Regions from separate parts of the Homo sapiens genome. Here regions 2 and 3 are each linked to region 1. Evidence: chromatin contacts called from ENCODE Hi-C or POLR2A ChIA-PET data. All regions are on one chromosome and are shown on one strand. Each heading gives the region's core, a stretch centred on a gene start or an enhancer-like site at or near the end of the contact. The rest is flanking DNA. Distances are from core to core; before and after follow the strand shown. Region 1 holds the start of RUVBL1 (RuvB like AAA ATPase 1). Region 2 holds the start of H1-10 (H1.10 linker histone). Region 3 holds the start of PLXNA1 (plexin A1).

Region 1 (3,726 bases), core at 891-3,390:
TGCACTCCAGCCTGGGCAACAAGAGCAAAACTTCGTCTCAAAAAAAAAAAAAAAAAAAAAAAACTACTATGGTCTTTCCACACAACCCTGTCATATCATAATCCCCAGCACTGAAGCTCTTTGGGAAACCCAAGGTAGAAGAGACTTTACAAACCTTGGAGATGTGCGTTTATTTACAGACCAGGACCTCTTCCATCCATTCTCCCTCAATTTCCACTCCAACTACTCTCAGGTGAGATAAGCTTGAATTCTAACATTTAAAAAGAATTGGAAGGGTCTTTAAAAGATCACCTAGTCTAACTCTCATTTTTCAGGGAGGTTACTGATGTGACCAGAGTCACACAAGAACCTGGTAGCTGAGGTGGGTCTTAGGCATACAGCATCACTCTTAGGCATAGAGCATGCACTTAGGCATAGAGCATGCACTCTGGGTTTAAATACATAGACTTGAGTTAAAATACTGGCTCTCGCACTTACCAGATGAGTAACCTTGGACCTACTTATTTGACCTCTATGAACCAGAATTTCCTCACTTGAACAGAGTTCATACTAGTCAATGGCACACAGGTTAAAGGGTGTAGGGGTAAAGTGTAGTGATGCCTGCAATTCACCTTGAAATGTAAAAGTGGATTGGGAGAGGGACAGATGAAAAGATATATGATAAAGCAGCACAGTAAAATGTTAATTATAGAATTTAGGCACACAAGTATTTACAAGTCTTTCAACTTTTTTTGTGTCTGAAAACTGTCATACTAAAGCGGGGAAGGGACAACTAATACGTTGGATATGACAAGGCAGTGGACATATAGCTACTTAGCACAGTGCTTGGCACATGGAAAGCACTCAACCAATGTTAGCTACTTGCAGTACTAGCTGCTTAGTAAGCCAGGGTCAAACACTTCCTTTTTGGAAAGATGATGCTCAAAATGGAAACCTGAGGCTTTTCTTTGAGGCCTTTCCATTTAGAAAAATCAGGCTAAGAGGCAGTAGCTTAACTTTATATTAAGTGAAGATTTTTGTAGAAGCTAAGGCTCTCCAAAGGCCAAGGGGCATGGCTGTGACCTTAGAGAACAGCAGGCAGAGAGGGTGGCTGTATCATCATAGAGCACTGATTTGGGAGTCAGAAATACACGTGGGTGCAAACCCCAGGTTTACCGTTACTAAAACGAGTGTCAAGCATATACGTGAAGTGCCCTCTCCCCAACTCAATATTTTCACCTGCCAAAAAATAATATGTATGTGAAAGTACTTGGCATCACCAGCACTTAGAAAAAGGAGATTTAATTGGAATGGTCAAAAAGGATGCTTGGAGGGGTGGATAAACCAGATTGCTCTTCTCCATAATTCCCACTTCTCTCCCTCAGTTCCCGGATCCTGGGAACCAAAATGAGCTTTTAAAGTTTAGTCAATTCCCTACTTTAAACCGTCCCATAGCCTGCCACTGCATTCACAATAAAATCCAATTTCCTGACCGTGGCCGACAAAGCCCTGCAGTAACTAACCCCACCAAGATAAGATAATTATTTTTATTTATTGGTGTACACGTTTATCGTCTCTCACTACACTAAAATGTAAGCTCCTATCTTAATTCCCGCTGTATCCCAGTGTCGCGAATAGAGCCTGGTACGAATTAAGGGGACGGGGTTGTGTGGGTTTATATCAGCACTTGTCCATGAGTTGGCAAACCGTCAACTGCCCCCAGTGGATCGTCACTAGGTATCCTGGGGCGGCCCCTCACCCAGCTCCAGGGCGGCGCCCCTCCCCGAGCCCCTGGCCCATTTTCACTTCCCTGAGGAAATAATGGCGGGAGACCCCTGGCGCGCGCATCCCGCCCCGAGCCACCGACTTCAGCAGCTCTCTCGCCGCAGCAGCCCTGCTTGCAGCCCCCAACTCCCTGGTCCACTGGCCACACCTCTCGCGCGTTCTCCTGGCCCACAAGCCCTGAGGCCGCCTGCTTGGCCAAGCCGCTCTCGTCCAGCCCCAGCCCTTTCACGTGGCTGTGGGAGGCGATGCGCTGCGTCTTCGTAGTGCTCTTCACCTCCTCAATCTTCATTTTGCAGACGCCGGGAGCTAAAACCAGCGTGGAAAACCAGCAGCTAGGACAGTGCGCCCGGCGCCTGAGTTACCATGCGGCCGTTACTAGGGCAATTTGCAAAGGCCCGCCTAGACCGGCTTTCCATTGGTGGAAGCGGGAACACCTCCGCTCTCCATAGGCTCACGGCTGCGCCCATCGCGGCTGCTGCTAGAGCTCCGGTCACCCACTTCCGTCTGTGTCTCCGGGTTGGCTTCCCCCGTAGCCGGCGCTTCCTGCCGAGGCTGGGGTCGGGAGCACAGTGGGACCACGCCCCGGATTTGATCTAGGGCTGGGGCGTTGCACGAGGCAGTGGCCCCCGGGTACCACTCCTAATCCTTCCGTCCTATCCATTAGCACATTTGAACGTCATACTCTTACGCAAATCTCAAGTTATTATTTCCGTTTTGGAAACAGAAGAACTGAGGTTCAGAGCTTAAACTGGGATTGGTTACTAACCAATGTTTTCTGACTCCCATACCTTTGCATCTCCCTGGAAAGGCCCAGCTCAACCCACCACCGTTTCCGTGGAATTGTCTTCCCCTGCTTCTATCCTCCATCCTCCACCGAGAGATAAGGTTCCTGCTGAGTTCAGTTGACTGTAAATAACATTTTGCAGTTTTCAAAATTCCACAGCCCTGTAAGGTAGTGTAATTACGCATGCAGCTACAAACAAGCGGAAAGAGGCCCATCCGCCCAAGAAAGCATCACAAATAATCAGAACTAGAAATCTTCAGGCTTCAAAACCTATATAATAATGCTCATCACGTCCCATGACTCCAGCTGAGACAATCAGCCAGCAAATTGTCCCTTCAGGTTTCATAATGATATTAGCACAACCTGCACCACAATTGTACTTGCCATCCATCCATCCATCCGTTCAACAAACACGAGCCAGACACCACAATGCACTGGGGATACAGGGATAAAAGTCTTGATGCGTTTACTTCTTGCTTAGAAAACTTGCAACGTGAGATGTGCTGAGACAGGTACACCCAGGTGGCGAGAAGACCAGAGCAGAAGCCCCCGGAACAGCCTGGAGAGCCAGGGAAGGCATCATGAAGGTGATGTTGCCTTGGCTGAATTCCAACAAATAGGAGAGATTTCCTCAGAAGCAAATGGTATGACACCATTTTTACAGAAGAGGATACTAACATCCAGAGGAAGGGAAGGACTTGCCCAGAGTGCAGGAGAGTTTATGTTAGAATTGAGACAGACCTGAAATCAAATCCAATTACAGTAGTTCCACAGTCTCACACCGCCTTTTTTTTTTTTTTTTTTTTTTTTTTTGAGACGGAGTCTTGCTTTGTGGCCCAGGCGGGAGTGCAGTGGCGCAATCTCGGCTCACTGCAAGCTCCGCCTCCCGGGTTCACGCCATTCTCCTGCCTCAGCCTCCCGAGTAGCTGGGACTACAGGCGCCCACCATCACGCCCGGCTAATTTTTTTGTATTTTTAGTAGAGACGGGGTTTCACCGTGTTAGCCAGAATGGTCTCAATCTCCTGACCTCGTGATCCGCCCGCCTCGGCCTCCCAAAGTGCTGGGATTACAAGCGTGAGCCACCGCGCCCGGCCTCTCACACCTCCTTGTACATCTTGATTCTAACATTTGAATCTAGGTTTCTATATACTTTTTTCTTTTCTTTTGAATCTAGGTT
Region 2 (3,726 bases), core at 1,102-3,601, 1.2 Mb after region 1:
TCCTGCCTCCACCTGTAGTTTCTGCAATTTCTTACACAGAGGGTAAAACGAGCTCTCCTGCATTCTCACCTAACTCCAGTCACTCACGCTGGTATGAGTATATATCCACTGTTTCAGAAGCTTCCCTGTTTCCACTGCCCTTGGGGGCCTGTTTTGCAGTTGTCCATTTTTAGGGACATCTGTTAGAATAGACCTTGACCTATTGCCCAACTGGACAGACAACTATCCCACATGCTGGATACCAGAATGTCCCAGGGCTGGAGATCCTTCTGCTCCTACTAATTTTCCCAGCAATCCTTTGGGTCCCGTTTGCACTCTAGCTTAACCAATAGGCTCAGAGACAGCAAATACCCTTCTGAGACCACACGTTGGATTGTGGTCAGGAACTCCACTCTCTGGCCACCACACTTCGTCCTGGTCACATCTCACTCTAACCCTCGCTGGAGTCAGAATGACTAAGTTTACAGGCCAGTCTGGTGTGACTTTGTAAGAACTACCTCTCTGGAGGCCAAGTTTAGGTCCCTGACCATTAACTCTGAAAACCCATTAATCCCCCCTCCTCTCCCCTCCCCCATCCCGCTCCCCGCAATGGCCGATGGACCCCCTGTGGGGGCAGATAGATCCATCCCTCCTAAGGGACCGATCCTGTCTATCTCCCTGTCCCAGGTACTTTAAGTTCGTCCCAAGCCAGCAATTCCCACCCCTTGCTGAAGGCCCCTGGCTCCAGGCCTACCCTGGCCAACAGATCTGGGGTATAAGGACCCGAGGGGCCCGCCATCCAACCCCGCGTGCCGAAGGCGCCCATCCCTATTCCACTCAGATTAAACGAGAGAGGCTGAAAGGTTTAAACGCTTTATTGTGCCCAAAAAAAGGCCCATGGAATGAAGGGAAGAGCCGCGCAGCCCTGAGCCCGGAGCGATTGTTTGTCGCGCACCCAAAGGCAAGGAGGGTGGGGAGCTGGGAAAGGATGCGCGGCCTCCGCGTCCCCGCGCGCCTGGGCCCGGCCAACCAGCGACCCCGCCCGGTGGGCAGGCGCGGCCTCGGCCATCGGCGCCTAGGGGCCAGTAACCATGACGACGGCCGTTGCCAAGGCCGAGAGCCAATAGAGGCGTCGCCGGGGCTGTTTCAAAAACCTAAAGCAAACAACGAAAAACGCTACATCGTTGGGGGAGGGGAAAGACTGAGAGGACCCGGGGCCCCTCCCTGAGGCTCAGACCAGGCCTCGCGGCCCCGGCCGGCGTGAGCCGTACAAAATCTACGTCACTTGGGGTAGAAAAACAAAAACACCGAAAAGCCCACGCCGGCCGCTCTGACCGGCCGACACGCTCACTTGCGGCCCTTGGGCACTTTGGGGACGCTGGGCTTGGCCGCCTTCTTCACCTTCTTGCCCCCGGCGGCCGCCGTCTTCTTGGCCTTGCCGCCTTTGTCCTTCTTGGCGCCAGCGCCCTTCTTGTGCGAGCGCTGCTCCGGCTTCTGGCCCCTGGCGGGCTTCTTGTCCGCGCGCCGGGAGCCGGCCGCGCCCGGGGCTGCCTTCTTCGCTTTGTGCGCGGTGGGGGCCGGGGCGGTGGCGGCCGCCGGGGCTCCGCGCCGCTCCCCGCCGCCCTCCAGCTTCTTGCGGTTGAGCTTGAAGGAACCGTTGGCGCCGGTGCCCTTCACCTGCAGAAGCGTGTCGTTCTGCACCAGCGCCTTGATCGAGTACTTGAGGTAGGTGCGCCCATTCTGCTGGTCGAACCACGGAACCTTCTTGGCCTCGGTGTAGATCTTGGCCAGCGACGAGCCGTTGCGCTCGCCCAGCCTACGGATGGTCTCCACCACCAGCTGGCTGTACTTGCCCGGCTGGTTCTTCTTCTTGCTATTCTTCCTCTTCTTAGATGGGGACAACGCCGCCGAGCCGCCAGCCTTGGTCACCTTCTTGGCCATTCCCTCGGCGGTCGTCACTGGCAGGGCCTCCTCGAGCTCCACGGACATGGTAGCAAGAGGATTGGTGGCGGGCGGCGCGCGGAAGCCGGGGGGCCGCGCCGGGAAGAGGAAGGCGAGGGGCCGAGGGGGTGCAGGGGGGCTGGGGGCGCGCGGCGGCTCCAGGCGGGAGCGGCCGCGGCCGGGCCTGGGGCCGGGCGGCAGGGCTGGGGTGGGGGCCGGGCCGGGCCGGAGCGAGGGTTGGGGGGCCCGGAGCCGGGGCCGGACTAGGGGACCGAGTTGGGGGTCAGAGACCGAGTCCGAGCCGGCGGCTGGAGCTGGGGACGTAGACCTAGGCCGAGCCGGAGCGAAGAGAAATCCCGCCGAACGCGAGACACCGCCGCCGCAGCTTCCACTGGCGCCTCTGGAACTCGCTGGGCGTGCGCGCTGCGCTCTGGCGGGAGGGCGCTTCTCTCGGCTTTTTATAGCTTCATGGCGGACCACGTTGAGAACAACAACAGCCTGGTCCGGGGCCAGCGCCAACTTGTGCTTCTTGGAGCCCCTTCTCCGGCCGCTGGCTTCTCGGACCGCGCCTCTCCAGCGCCGCCGCGCCCGCAGCGGGGCGCCCCGGACAGGGCCTGAGCTCCCGGCGCAGTGGAGAGGCGACTTGCGTCCTGGAAGGGCTCAGCAAAGGCGAACGGAGAGGTGCACCCTAGGCTGCGGGAGCGCGAGAGGAGGGGGGCACCTCGTTTGGAGGCCAATAGCGCGGGCCCCAGAGGAGGCCCCACGGCCGGGAGCTTGGCGGCCGGCAACCCAGAGAACGCCACGGGCACCCGAGCCTTGTCCCGGCCCGGGGGGCTCCAGGCCTGCCCGCAAGAGGAGCTTTAATTTGTCCAAACTAACACAGGGCGCGCCCTCACGTGGTCGGCTGGGGCAACGTGAACTGCGCTAGGACATCCTCGGGGGTTTTCCGCCCCATCCAAAGGGGATGGCGGATGGGAGGCACTCTCCAGCTGCACCCCGGGTTCTGGTTGTGCCTCTGGGAGCCTAGGCACAACCCGGGGAATGGAGGACTACGGCAGGACCTCTCTAGGGACACTGCCTCGCCGCTCCCCCCACCCTGTTGCCGCTGATGTTCCCAGGGCCTCATTTTGTAATCCACAAGTAGCTGCCGCCGGTCCCCCCAAAGCCAAATGGGGGCTCCAGGGTGGGACAGGGTGGGCGGGGGTGAGGCTGTGACACCCAGAGGAATTCCTGTGAGAGGATGGGGAAGGGATTCGCTCTTAGTTCCTGGGTGCACCCCTCCCCCTCTCCCGTGCACAGGGAAATGATGGCGGGAACACAGCAAAGGAGACCATGTCCTGGAGAGGGTCCCGGGCCCCACCCTCCCCGGGGGGGCTTGTGCAAGGCTGGCGGCCCGATCTCTGCTGATTCCAGTATTGGGGGTGCAGAGAAGGCACAGGACAGTTTTTGTTGAAGCCGTTGCAGCCTCCACTTGGGGAAGCTGAGGCCAGGGTAAGATGCTCGGGTAGGAGAGGGGATCCCTTTGGGGGTAGGTGATGTAGGGCACAGGAGTGGGGCTGGGGCTGGGGGGTGGCAGGGTTGCAGGCAGGAGACAGTCTCCAGAGGCCCAGCATAGAAAAGCGATGGAGGGGTGAGGGGGGACAGGACGCTGGCGAATTGGGGTTCCCAGAGTGAGAGACAGGAACATTTACAGGTGGACAGAGTAAAAGGCCCTGAAAAGGGGGTGGGTTGGTGCATTTGTGGCCTTGGGCCCAAGCAGGCTTCTCTGGGTGAGGGCTAGCAGCACCTCCCCTCTTCTCCAGCTCA
Region 3 (3,726 bases), core at 913-3,412, 1.1 Mb before region 1:
TTCAGGGACATGTAAGTTAAAACCACAATGAGGCTGGGCATGGTGGCTCACACCTGTAATCCCAGCACTTTGGGAGGCCGAGGCGGGCAGATCACTTGAGGTCAGGAGTTTGAGACCGGCCTTGCCAACATGGCAAAACAAAAATTAGCTGGGCATGGTGGCACACGCCTGTAATGCCAGCTACTCGGGAAGCTGAGGTGGGAGGATCACTGGAACCCAGGAGGTGGAGGTTGCAGTGAGCTGAGATCGAGCCACTGCACTCCAGCCTGGGCGACACAGTAAGACTCAATGAGGCTGGGTGCCGTGTCTCATGCCTTTAATCACAACACTTTGAGAGGCTGTGGTGGGAGCATCACTTGAACCCAGGAGTTTGAGACCAGCTTGGGTAACATAGAGACCTCATCTCTTGAAAAAAAAAAATTAGCCAGGCATGGTGGTGCCCATCTGTAGTCCCAGCTACTCAGGAGGCTGAGGCAGGAGGATGGTTTGAGCCTAGGAGCTTGAGGTTACAGTGAGCTCTGATTGCACCACAACATCCCAGCTTGGGTGACAGAGCGAGACCCTGTCTGTCTCTAAAAAAAAAAAGCAGACAAGCAAAACCACCTAGTTGAAAAACCAGTTCATGCCACTAGATTTGCAAAACTAAAGAGTGCCAAATATTGGTGAGGATGTGGGACAGCCAGACCCTTCCACACTCCTGCTAAGCTGCTGGGAGTGTAAACTGGGGCTGTCACTTGGGAAGACGGTTTTGCTGTATCTCCTGAAGCTAGACAAATCCTACCCCGTGACCCTGCAGACCGTCCCTGGATCTAAAGGTGCCCACCGAGAGGCACACACAGGATGCTCATCACAGCTTTGCTCATCATGGCTCCAGATAGGCGACAATCCCATGTCCATCGGCAGGAGAATGGGCGAGCAGGAGCCCAACAAAACAGGCTGCGAAGACGATGCCTGCGAGCAGCTGCCCTGTGCCCTCACCACACAGAGCAGACAGAGCAAACAGCACAGGCTGAGTGACCCCGTTTCTGTAATGCCCAGAACAAGCCACCCAAAACAGCGTCCCATTCTGGGGTGCAAATATAAGAGGTCACACCCAAAGAAAAGCACTTAAAGATGAACACAAAAATGAGGGTTGTGGCTGCTCCTGGGGAGGGAGGAGCGGGGTGAGACGCGGAGGGACACCTGGGCCCGGTATGAGTCCATTCCCTTTCCCTGTTAACCATGTGAACTGTAGAGAGTTCCTCTTCTGTAGGGGTGACGTGATTCACACAGCAAAAACCGCACCCCTCAGGCTACAGATGGGGGCCAAGTCCCCAGCCGGGACTCAGCCCTCCCACGACGGGGTTTTCCTGGCCCATCTGCTCTGTTATCGATGCTCCTGTTGCCGGCTTCCCCTTCCTTGGCCTGGTTGCGTCCACCGGGAGGCCCTCCCGGATGCCTCCTGCCTGGGAGTGGCGGTTGTGAGTACAGTAACTGAGTGCTGGGTGTCTGCCCCTCAGCCTTGCCATGCAGGCTGGGGGTATTGCCTGGACAGCTCTGGCCCGTCACCCTGGATTCTGCAGCCCCACACCTCACACCGTGTAGATCCGCTGCCCCACGCTACAGCCGGAGTTCGCGTCTCGCCACGCCTCTGCCGCGGGACTTTCCTCCCTGGGCTGCGTCCCCAGCCGGGAATGCGCCACCAGCCTGGGGCCTGCAGGGGGCGCCCGGGCTCCCCGCGCAGGTGCCCGCCCATCTGACAGAGCGGAACGCGCGAGGCCGAGAGCTGGGAACACCCGGCCCCGCAAGGTCTGGGAACTGCGATTGCCTCCTTCAGCCTCAGTTTCCCCCCCCGTGAAAGGAGGCCATGCTCCTAGCCTGGGCACACTGAGCCAGGCCCTGTTCCTGGGGTCGCGGGCTAGCCCGCTCGAGAGCGGGGGGCTCCCGGAACTGCCCGCGCGGCCCCGGCGCCCAGAGAGTTGAGGCGGGCAGCCGTATCGCCCTTTGAAGACGCGCGGTGGGCCCCTGCAGGCGCGCGGCGCGGGGCAGAGCGCCCTCTGGAGGCCGCCGCCGGCCCCGCCCCCGCCCCGCCCCCGGGCTCTGGGCGGCGCATGCGCGCGGCGCGGGGCTCCGCGGGCGGCGAGAGCGAGGCCGGTCCGCAGCCGCGCGGCGCTCGGCGCCCCATTCATGCTGGGCATCGGCTGCGCGGCCACGCAGCGGAGCCCGGGCGCGGCGGCGGCCTCGGCCTGGGCGGCCTACGCGGCTTCGGCGGCCCCGCGGCGGGGCGGACGGCGGCGGCGGCGCGGGCGGCTGGGCGCGGCGATGGCCGGCGGCGGGGCGCGCCCCGGGGCGGCGGGTGAGTCGGGGCGCAACTTTCCCCGCGGCGCGGGACGGTGGGCGGGGGCCGGGCCGGGCTGGGGTCCGGGGCCGGGCGGCCCGTGGGTGGGCGCGGGGCGGCCTCCGGCGGCGGCCCTCTCGTGAGGCGGCAGGCAGGGGGTGTGCGCGGGGACTGCGGCGCGCGTGGGGACTGCGGCGCGCGTGTCCGCGGCCCGCGTGTCCCTGCGGCTCCGGCCCAGGCGTCCGCGTGTGTCCGGGCGCGGTCGCGGCGCCGACGCGGAGAGACCGCACCCCCGTGCGGCGGGGCTGGGACCGCGGCCCGGGATCCAGCGCCGCGGCCTCCCCCGCCCCCCGGCCGGGCCCGCCGAGCCCCGCGGCAGCTCCGGGGTGGCGGGGGGCGGGCGCTGCCCCTCCACGGAGGCTGGGGAGAAAGTTTGCGGCGGCCCCGCGGGGAGGCCCCTGCGGTGTCCAGGCCCGTCCCGGCCGCTGGACCTCGGCTCAGACCTCTGGCCGCGGGCGAGGACGGGGTGGCCAGGCCCGGATAGGGATCGGAGCCTCCCAGCAGGGCCGCGGGGGCCGGAGGAGGTCGTGCAGGCTAAGCCCCCGGCCGGCCCTGGGGCGCGGGGTGGAAGTTGGAGCGGCTTCCCGACCACAGCTGCCACCGCTCCCACTGGCCCGGAGTGCGGGGAGGTGGGCTCTGGGTGCCGCCCAGGAGGCCGCCCCGCTCGGGCCTCCTTGGCCTCCCCCTCTCGGGGCCTCTCCAGGGTCAGCCGCTTCTCCCGGAGGCTTCCGATTGCTTCCTGGATAGTCCCGGGCCTGATGTGCGGCGAAGCTGGAGGCAGCGGGCCGATCCCGGGCTGCCAGGGGAAGGGGGAGTGGGGACTCCAGGGAGGCCCCTCGGTCGGCGTGAGGTCCCAGGTGCAGCCCTGGAAAGGAGGGGAGGGGCTCCGAGGGGCGGCCCCGGGCGGCGATCTGCCCCAGGCTCCTGTGTGGGGTTCTGGGGCCACGCCCCTTGAAAGAAAGGGGTGTGTGTGCCGGGGAGGGGACGTGGTCGAGCCTCTGTCCCCTCAGCGCGGCTCCTGTGGCTCAGGCTGCTCCGTGCTGCCCCATCTCCTTTCACACGTAGCCGGTTTGGGGGTCGGTGCAGGGATGGGGCGCAGTTTCTGCTCCCCGGGCCCTTGAGGAGCTTGCCTCAGGTCCCCTCGATTTCCTGCGGCTTGGGGTGTGCGGCAGAGGCCAGGTGCTGCACCAGGGGCACCAAGATGCTGCCCGGCCCTTGAGGAGCACCCAGCCCCCTGCCAGAGGCAGGCATGTGAACCAGTGATTCGCTGCAGGGCCAGGCTTCCATTCCTGGGGGGTGCCAGTGGGGCCCAGGAAGGGCGTTTTGGGCAGAGGACAGCATGGGCGGAG

The links. A loop is a pair of places that touch in the nucleus more often than their neighbours do. ChIA-PET counts read pairs that join two places held with the same protein, here RNA polymerase II (POLR2A). Pooled maps may share reads with other maps.
Region 2: a pooled map shows a loop between it and region 1 (6-fold over the local background). The contact joins the promoter of H1-10 here to the promoter of RUVBL1 in region 1. A Hi-C loop is called at or near these places in 5 of 50 pooled maps. POLR2A ChIA-PET finds 5 or more read pairs at or near these places in 3 of 52 experiments (CD4-positive, alpha-beta T cell, CD4-positive, alpha-beta memory T cell and naive thymus-derived CD4-positive, alpha-beta T cell).
Region 3: a loop to region 1 is called in a map of CD8-positive, alpha-beta T cell, with 7 times the contacts of the local background. The contact joins the promoter of PLXNA1 here to the promoter of RUVBL1 in region 1. A Hi-C loop is called at or near these places in 2 of 168 maps with a recorded cell type or tissue (CD8-positive, alpha-beta T cell and naive thymus-derived CD4-positive, alpha-beta T cell) and 8 of 50 pooled maps.

The regions. Positions count from the first base shown.
Region 1 is chr3:128,121,672-128,125,397 of GRCh38, forward strand. RUVBL1 (RuvB like AAA ATPase 1) reads right to left here and starts at 2,141. Exons shown (of 11, transcript NM_003707.3): 1 at 1,913-2,141. The coding sequence starts at 2,053. RefSeq lists an enhancer at 1,893-1,942 and a silencer at 2,133-2,192.
Region 2 is chr3:129,313,935-129,317,660 of GRCh38, forward strand. H1-10 (H1.10 linker histone) reads right to left here and starts at 2,352. Exons shown (of 1, transcript NM_006026.4): 1 at 837-2,352. The coding sequence starts at 1,968. The coding sequence ends at 1,327. H1-10-AS1 (H1-10 antisense RNA 1) reads left to right here and starts at 2,337. Exons shown (of 5, transcript NR_026991.1): 1 at 2,337-3,411. RefSeq lists silencers at 891-1,180, 1,561-1,690, 2,491-2,830.
Region 3 is chr3:126,980,953-126,984,678 of GRCh38, forward strand. PLXNA1 (plexin A1) reads left to right here and starts at 2,163. Exons shown (of 32, transcript NM_032242.4): 1 at 2,163-2,335. RefSeq lists enhancers at 919-968, 1,229-1,558 and silencers at 1,609-1,828, 1,929-2,158, 3,174-3,253.